2 separate regions of the Homo sapiens genome follow, and region 2 is linked to region 1. A link is an interaction called in ENCODE POLR2A ChIA-PET data of the cell type or tissue named here. Cell type or tissue: HepG2. All regions are shown on one strand. Links, peaks and the distances in the headings refer to the core of each region. The heading gives the core; the rest is flanking DNA. Region 1 overlaps SLX4IP (SLX4 interacting protein). Region 2 has its middle 64 kb from the start of MKKS.

Evidence for each region. ChIA-PET counts read pairs that join two places held together with the same protein. Peaks named below come from ENCODE experiments on the same cell type or tissue, not always from the same donor. Only the 100,000 strongest peaks of a DNase experiment are listed, where the experiment ranks them.
Region 2: POLR2A ChIA-PET joins it to region 1 with 7 read pairs; 2 of 35 experiments call an interaction of 5 or more read pairs at or near these places.

What each region holds. Positions count from the first base shown.
Region 1 is chr20:10,564,370-10,568,767 of GRCh38, reverse strand. All of the region lies in intron 4 of SLX4IP (SLX4 interacting protein), which reads right to left. Among named protein-coding and RNA genes, the nearest start is that of MIR6870, 83 kb to the left of the region's middle. In HepG2, for the core only: no CTCF peak of the experiment used is centred there; DNase peaks (open chromatin) are centred at 517, 2,327 and 2,957.
Region 2 is chr20:10,367,839-10,372,236 of GRCh38, reverse strand. No RefSeq gene overlaps it. Among named protein-coding and RNA genes, the nearest start is that of MKKS, 64 kb to the left of the region's middle. In HepG2, for the core only: no CTCF peak of the experiment used is centred there; DNase peaks (open chromatin) are centred at 1,686 and 3,400; H3K4me3 peaks cover 1,822 bases.

The DNA of each region.
Region 1 (4,398 bases), core at 151-4,150:
GAATCCACAGTTGGAATTCATGTTTCAGGGAGTGAGAACTATTACAGTAATTATGGGCTAGGTGAAAGTTTCTGGAACTTCTCCCATCCCACCAAAATTGTAAACTAAAATCAGTATTAATCCCTAGGAGATCAAAGAGATCTGCCGCCATGAGAAACCTGAAACATCCATGAGCATCTTTCATATGGTCTTATCTCACTTTCCTCTTTGGTAAAGCAGAACACAGATGAGTCTTACAGAATGATGGAAGGTTAATATAAGTTTAATTAGCCAGAGATTCTTCCAGAGGCGATCTCTCAGCTGGAGAACTACAGCACCTAGCATCAGTACTACAGAGGCAGCAAAATCTGTTTTTTTCTATCTCAGTGAACAGCGAACACAGAAGCAGGTTTCTATCTACTGGCAGAGAAAGTCACGCAGCTTCACTGTTTTGCCTCATTGCTCTGTTGACATTCTGCTTCAGTGACACTACTGAATCTACAGGGAACTTCATTATCTCACTATCTTGCAGGACATTGTTCTGGTCTACCACACCAAAGGCATTATGATAGGACTTACACAGCACAAGGTGGCGTGTATTCTAGCTGTCATGCTAAGACACAGGCATGTCAGATGGTGACAGATAAAGCCTTTCAAAATACAGTTTCTGAATGTACAATGGCCTGGTGCACAGGAAAAAGCTCATCTAAAAGGAAAGTCAAGTTTTTTACACCTTGTACCCCTTACTACTAAGAAATAGGCACAAACATCAATGAGTATGTCTGTGTGTTTCTCTGACCACTATGAGAGACCTGAAAAGGCAATAGCTTCACTCGCCAGTTATGAACAGATAAAAATTTGTGCCTAATCAGTGGCACTGCCCAATGGGATGGTACTAGCCAGAAGTGAATGAATGTGATGATATAACCTCACTCAGGGTGGAAAAGAAAAATCTGTCCAGTGAGCAGACTGTTGAGTGGTATATTTTGGGTCTATGTGGCCTATAAGGAGAGATGGCCTGAGAAACAAATATATACTGATTCACTGGCAGTGGTTAATAGTTTGAAGAGAGGGTCATCAAGAACTGGTGACATAAATATTTGGGGAAAAGTTATATAGAGTGTGAGAATATTTATACATTTTGTGAAAGTTCTCCAAAGAGCCCTGTCTTAGTCTATTGTGTTGCTAAAACAAAATACCACAAACTAGAATAAAGAATAGAAATTTACGTCCTCACAGTTGTGGAGGATGAGAAGTCCAAGATCAAGGCACCAGGCACCAGCAGGTCTGGCGAGAGTCTGATCTCTGTTTCCAAGATGGTGCCTTGAACACTGAGTCCTCCAGAGGGAAGGAATGCTGTATCCTCACACGGCAGAAGGAGGAAGGGCAAAAAGGCCTCCATCAAGCCCTTTTAAAACAACATTAAACTATTTATGAAGGCTCTGCCTTCATATGCAAATACTTTCCCCACCTTCTAACACTATTGCATTGGGGACCATTTCCAATGTGTGAATTTTGGGGGATACTTCACACCACAGCAAGCCCCATTCAGGAGAGGTTCTTATAATGAGTAAGACAAGGTGACATACCCCATGGATGCTGGCTGGCCTCTTTCCCTAGCTGCCAAAGTACCTGCTCAAAGGGCTCATAAGCAATGTGGCCATGGAGGCATGGATGAATGTTCTGCTAGGGCTCAACACAGACTTAACCTACCCAAGACTGAGCTCTGCCAAATGCCCAATTTGCCAGCAATAGCAATTAATCTGAGCCTTGCCACCAACTCTCATTTCATAGGGAGATAGGCCAGTGATGGTGGGTAGATGACATTTGACCTCTTTCATCACAGAGGAGCCAATGCCTTATCTTCACTAAAATGGAGCTTTCTTCTGGATTTGGATGTGCCCTGTATGTCTGCCATGTTTCTGCCAGCCACATCATCCACAGACTTCAGGAAGGCCTCACTTGCCATCACCACCACTGCGATTCTGACAAAGCAGCTCATTTTACAGGAAACAAAATAAGACAGTAGGCTTGTAAAATTCAATGGTCTTACAAACAATCAAGCACAGCTCAACTGCAGCTGGCCTTACTCAATGGTGGAAAGGTCTATTGAAAACTCAGTTGTGATGCAAATTATGAGGCAGGACCTTGTAGAACTGGAGTAAGGTCCTAAGGGATGCAATATAGGCTCCGACCAGCAGAACATGTGCTACCTTGGCCAGATACATGGTTCCTGGAACGAAGGACTGGAAAAGCGAGGTGACCACCTCAGCAAACGTTTACGTTCCATCCCCATGACTCTGCTTCCTTAGTACTCAAAGGATGATTATAACACAGATGATAACAATGAATCGGGCTGAAAGTTCAAAGTACCATGTGACTGTTTCAGGCTCTTTATGGCAATATACAAACAGGCCAAAGGGGAGTTGAAATGCTGGCTCATGATGAGATGAATGGAGGGAGAGAGGTATATAGACAAAAAAAAAAAAAAAAAAAAAAAAAAAATGTAATCAGTTCTACCTGGTGAAACATACCCAGTGCTAAAAGTTAACTAAAACAATGGCAATCTCATCAAGGCAGGACCACTGGCAGCTCAAATCCTGGGGGAATGAAGGTAAAGAATGCTAATCAGATGAGTTACAGGCGAAGAACACAGGGAATACAAAATAAATAGAGGAGGGAAGATACAAACATCAACTACTTATTTCACAGTTACAGAAATTAGAATGGTAGCATCTACCTACCTCACTGTCCTTTGCTGCATCATGTATTTATTTATACATCAGTTACTTTTTTGGCTGTTTCCCTACTATTTTATTTAAGGTTTGTTGGCAGTAGTTCACTTCATTATTTAGTTGAAAAGTTAACAAATATGGGCTGGGAATGAACTAGAAGGGGAGTAAACATCACTTAGAAGTCCTGGACTTGGAGCTGGGACTTGAGACTCTGGGTCATCTCTTTTGAAGGATATGTGGTGAGCACATTTCCTTTGTAGTTGGGAAAGTCAGGCTGTTAGGCAATAGCTTGTTGTTACTGATTAGAAGCTCATGGAAGAAGGAAGCCAAGAGGAAAGTTATTAGTGGATATTTGTAACTTGTGTCCACCCACTCAAAATTGTTGACCATCATCCTATGTTTTGATGACTTTCCACATTTTATAAGTGTCACTTTCCCAAGGTAAAAGCCAAACATTTTGCCTCCCCTGACTCACTTGTAACTAGGAGACAACCATGAAATCTAGTTTTGCCTTGTGGTGGACTCAAAAGGGAAAAAACAGCACAAGGCTGTGGCCACAGGCCGGGCAGTCAGTCTCTGCAGGGTGGGGCAGAGGATGAGGCTCGGCAAAGCTTCTGATACGTGGTCCTAAGCATCACAGGGAGCATGTCTCAAAGCTGTCCCCGACTCATGGCTGAGGCTGTTTTGCGTAGCTTCACAACAGGGCTCTCCAGCACTCCCCGAGATCCTATGAGCTATCTAATATCTTTAATCAACTTCTTCTCTGCTTAAGAGCCAGACCCACTCTGGCTAGTCTCAAGCAGAGAAAAAGTGAAATAAAGAATGTCAGGCAACTAAGGTTCCTGACCACAGAGGGTTTCAAGCTGGGAGCTATCACATTTTTGCCTTCAAAAGGCCACTCTGGCAGCAGAGGTGTGGATGAATTAAGAGGAAAATCACAGGCTGTGGCATTAATTTAAGAGCTGATCAAGACGGGCCTCGACCAAGGGAGTGACAAAAGGAAAAAAAAAATTAGGAGGGAAAAGGCAAAAACCACAAACCTAAACTATAAATATGCAGTTCTGTCAGTAAACACATAAAAACACACAGATAAATAAAAATCAAAAAGCACAATATCTCCTTTTTTGATTTTTGGACTGTCAGTCTGGCAAAAATTAAAAACACTGGTAATACCCAATATTGGCAAGGTTAAGAGGAAAAAACATTAGTGAGGCAGAATTGATGGGAATTGACAGTCAAGTCTTTAAAAAGCCTTATACCATTAATTTTTACTGATACTGAAATAAATTTTCAGTAACTCTTAAAAACAATGAGGCTATTGGCAATGTCTGTACTATGCTGTTCTTTGACCAAGTTTGTGAGTAATTTTCATACTCCTTTATATCATATAATTGGAAAAACAGCCTCCAAGTCATTTATGCAAATTGTTTATAAAGAAATCTCAAAGCATAAAAAATATTAATATTATTATAGCAATGAGCAAAGTCACCAGCCTAGAGACTTCAGCTTATCCAGGGTTGTATATTAAGTATATATACCCAAGTTGAGGCATATTCCAATATATGGATCTGGAAATGTAACAAAAGGTAAGGAACTCATGCAAATGAGAGAAGATATCCAATTTACACAAAAGCATAAACAATCCACATTCATCCAAACTACCTACACAGAAACAACAACTCTA
Region 2 (4,398 bases), core at 86-4,085, 200 kb after region 1:
CTTCTTCTTGGTCTCTCTGTGTAGCATTCCTTTCCCCAGGACATCTGTCATATGAGAGTATTATGATCTACTTTCAGGAAAGGTAGGTCATAAGGTCTTATGGCTTGCTTTGGGGAAGAAAAAGGGGTGAGAGACAGGATGGGGGGAGAAGATCAGGGAAACCTTCTAGCTTCTGAGGTCCTTCCTATCTCCTTCAGCTCAAAAATACTCAGTGTTCCAAAAAGTATCACAATACTTTGTAATACTGTGTTCTGAGTCCTGACCAGAGAAAGGGAGTAGTCCACATAAGAGAAGGTGTAAGCTATTTTCCTGAGATTTTTGGATGCAAAAAGATCTGACCTCTTAGTAAGTAGAGGATTTCAGTACTTTTTTAAAAAATTGGCACCTCCTTGAATGCAAGAACTATTTAATCTCTGTGTTCTCAAATTTTATCTATCTGGCATGGAATAGAAATTTAATAAATGTTGGGTGGATTATTCAATGAATAAATGGATGGATGGATAAATAGAAGATGGAGGTAGGAATGAATAAGGGATGGGTAGATGGATCAGTGGGTCAATGGATCAACAGATCAAAGGATAGATGAGCAGGCAGATGACACAAACTCTTGCATTCAGCTGCTTCCTGTTTAAATGACATTTGTCTCTAACCATAAAGATGATTCTACACTAGTGGATCAAAAGACTCAGATAATTTTGACCTACAACTGAAAAAAATCTTTCAAACAAACTATAAGACATTTTCACTTTTCTTTATGCTACTTCTACAGGTTCAGTCACTGGAAAACTTTCTATATTGGAAACTAAAGTTCCCTGTCATGCAATTCAAAACTAGACTGTGAAACAAAAGCTGATTATTAATTTCTTGGTCTAATCTTTATATGTATTTGGTAGGGAAAATGATAATTATCTTCATTATATAAGTGAAGCAAGTCAAAATATCATGCTTTGTGAATTCCAAGATGCTCATTTTTTCCCTCACATTTTAATATCTCTGAAATAAAGATGTATCTTCACACATCAATGGTGTTTTAGTATTGTGTCATAGTTTAATTGGCAGCATTTTTTCTCTCCTGGTGGCATTTTTTAAATGGTTTATTTGATAAGCATTGGTGTCTTAGAGCCATGAAACAAGATCAATAATTATCTCAACGTGTCAAACCCAGTCTATGGTGGAAGTGGGACTGGAACTAAGATTTCCTCAGTTTTTAACCAGTGTTTTAAAGACTAGATGAAATTTACACTAAAAAATGGAGCCCTTGGCAAATTGCTTTTATACCATACCTTATAAATTTAAAGAAACTATCATTCTCCTCTTCATGTCTCCCATTTGATGTTACAAGGGAAGAAATGTTGAGTTTCAGAGACAATATCTTATGATAATTTTCCTGCAGCTGGTACCTCGCCTAATGTTGCCAAATATAGCAAATAAAAATACAGGAATGTTCCACATGTTGGATATGTTGGGGTTCATAAAACAACACCCCTAAATATGGCTCTTTGGCGTGCAGAACAAAGGAAGCAGCCTCAATATCTCTCTGATCTCACCAACCACCCCGATCCTGTCTCTCAACACTTCTCACAAAGCACAAGATGAGGTTATTCTCTGAAATTCCCTTATCTGCCTAGAAACCAGACATACCAAAAAATTGCACAATTGCCTTTGATTTCTTCCCTGAAATTCATCAACCAGAGAAGAGATAAACTCATATCACAGAGAAAGAGACTGAACATTAAACACCATGTCTAGAGCCCAGGCAAACTTTGTCCCAAACCATTGTTTGTTCTCAGGTCCCAATCAATTTCCAAAGAGAATCATTTACAAGATACTGCCTGCCACCCAGGTCCATTCATTCCGCACTAAAAATTATTCACTCCTATATCCCCATCTCCTCTTCCCCTATGAAGACGGGCATATATGCATCTGGACCTCACTGGGTTATTTGAGTAATCATCCTCCAGAATTCCCCTGTGCTTATGCATGTTAAATAAGTTTGTATGTCTTATTCTCCTACTAATCTGCCTATTGCCAGCTAATTTTCAGCAAACCTTTGGAAGGCACACGGAGGGGAAGCCTTCTTTTGTCCCGTATATTTGGAACAGACGCTGAAAAATAATGTATTGTTAATCTGAAATTCAAATTTAACTGAACATCCTGTATTTAATCTGGCAACCCTAACCTCACCCAACTTTCACAAGAAAGGAAATCAACAGACTGGTTTAACTTTCCACAAGATTCCACAAGAGTGCCAAGCAGGGGAGCTGGGCAGGGAGGTTGGGGCTTCTCCAGTGGGGTGGAAGGGCATTGTCTGACCCATGATCTTGGGAGCTCCGCTGATTCATTTCTTAAGATTCGTGCTGGAAGTGTGCCAAAACTCATTTCGGTTGAATGCTAACTGGCCTAGTGTTTAAATAAATATCAGACTGAAGCCAACTATCACCAACTTAGAAGGAACTTCCGGGGTAGACTGTTCTCTTTTAAAACTCATAGGTGGAATGGAATTTAATCATGAAATAAAAATACAGTTTTTAAAGGTTATTTTAATGTCATGAATAATAATCTAATAATTCTGCAAAGATTTCAAATATGTTTTACATATAATCCTTTTATTCTGCCTTCCATTCTTATTTAAAATTGTGTAAACATTTGTTGGTTCAAAAAGGATGGAGTGTTCCTAAAGTTATCTAGTAGAGGCATTCTCTCTTTGTAACTTTATTTTGTAGAGACAGGGTCTTGCCCCATTGCCCGGGCTGGAGTGCAGTGGCACCATCACAGCTCAGTGCAACCTGGAACTCCTGGGCTCACGTAATCCTCCTGCTTCAGCCTTCTGAGTAGCTGGGGCTACAGGTGCATGCCACCACACCTGGCCAAGACATTCTCTTTTACTAGATTTCTATTAGCTGCTGATCTTGCTTGACTTAACTACTTGAAAGCTTTAAATTATTGATTTTGTAGGTAAAATCCTCAGCTTTCACAATCACTAATTATAGTAGCACTTTAAACTCCTACAATAATGAATATATATTTATACTCCAACTTACTGATAGCATTTTAACATATAAAGGTTACAAGGAGATTTTTCACACCAGGTTATATCTAAATGATCTAGATGCTTACCTCTATTCAAAAATGAATATTCAGATATTAATGATAGATCTGAAATATGTACAATAATTATATATAAATAAAAATAAAAATAAATAATACTCCTGAAAGAATGGCATGCTTGTTTTATTTAATTTTTTCTTGAAAACACTGAAAATGTGGTCCTGCATCAGCCGCATTACTTGGGAGGAATTCACAGGCTCTCAGGCCCACTCCAGGCTTTCAAAATCAGACCCTCTGAGGGTGGGGCTGTGTTTAACTAGCCCTGCAGGATACGCAAGTTGAAGTTTAAAAAGCCCTGACCTTGCAACAGAAGGACCTGGCAGCTGGTTAGAAATGCTGGATCTCAATCCCAACCCAACCTAAGGAACTGGAATCTGCATTTTAACAAGATGCCCTGGTGATTTGTGTGTACCGGTAAGTCTGAGACACGCTGCCCTAGAAAATACTGTAACTGAAAGTTGTGTTTTATTCGCTGTCTCTAACCAGCTGATGCTGATGAGGAGCCTTCTAAGTAGGAGGTAAATGGGTACCATCCCTCTGAAAAACCCAGTCTTTTATGAAATCCACACCAAACCCATTCCTGGAACTAAGTTCTTATCACCTGCTTCAGACACATCAAGTTTGCCAAGGCTGGGCATGGTGGCTCACGCCTGTAATCTCAGCACTTTGGGAGGCTGAGGTGGGCAGATTACCTGAGGCTGGGAGTTTGAGACCAGCCTGACAAACATGGAGAAACCCCGTCTCTACTAAAAATACAAAATTAGCTGGGTGTGGTGGCGCACGTCTGTAATACCAGCTACTTGGGAGGCTGAGGCAGGAGAATCATTTGAGCCCAGGAGGCGGAGTTTGCGGTGAGCCGAGATTGTGCCATTGCACTCCAGCCTGGGTAACGAGAGGAAAATCCGGCTAAAAAAAAAACAAAAAACCTAAAATTTGCCAAAAGACTAATATTTTATTTTCTCTTCTTTCTGACCTGATGACGCCTCTCCCCAGTGTGTTGAGTTGCATTCCCCATCCACCCCCTTACTTTACCACTAGGAAAAAGATCTGATGTGTGAGGGTCAGAGTCCTGTAGACAGCTAGAAATTGACTTTTAAGTTTGAACTCTAGGTTAAATATTGATTGATTTTGATCTCTCAACCTAACACAGTCTTTGGGAGAAATTATTTGTGTTTAACCACTCTTATGGCCATAAGACTATTGCTTAAATTTAACCCCAATCCCTCCAGCAGCTGAACAAGTTTATCTCCATTATAGAAGAAAATTCTTGATTACAGCTCTGCAATCCCA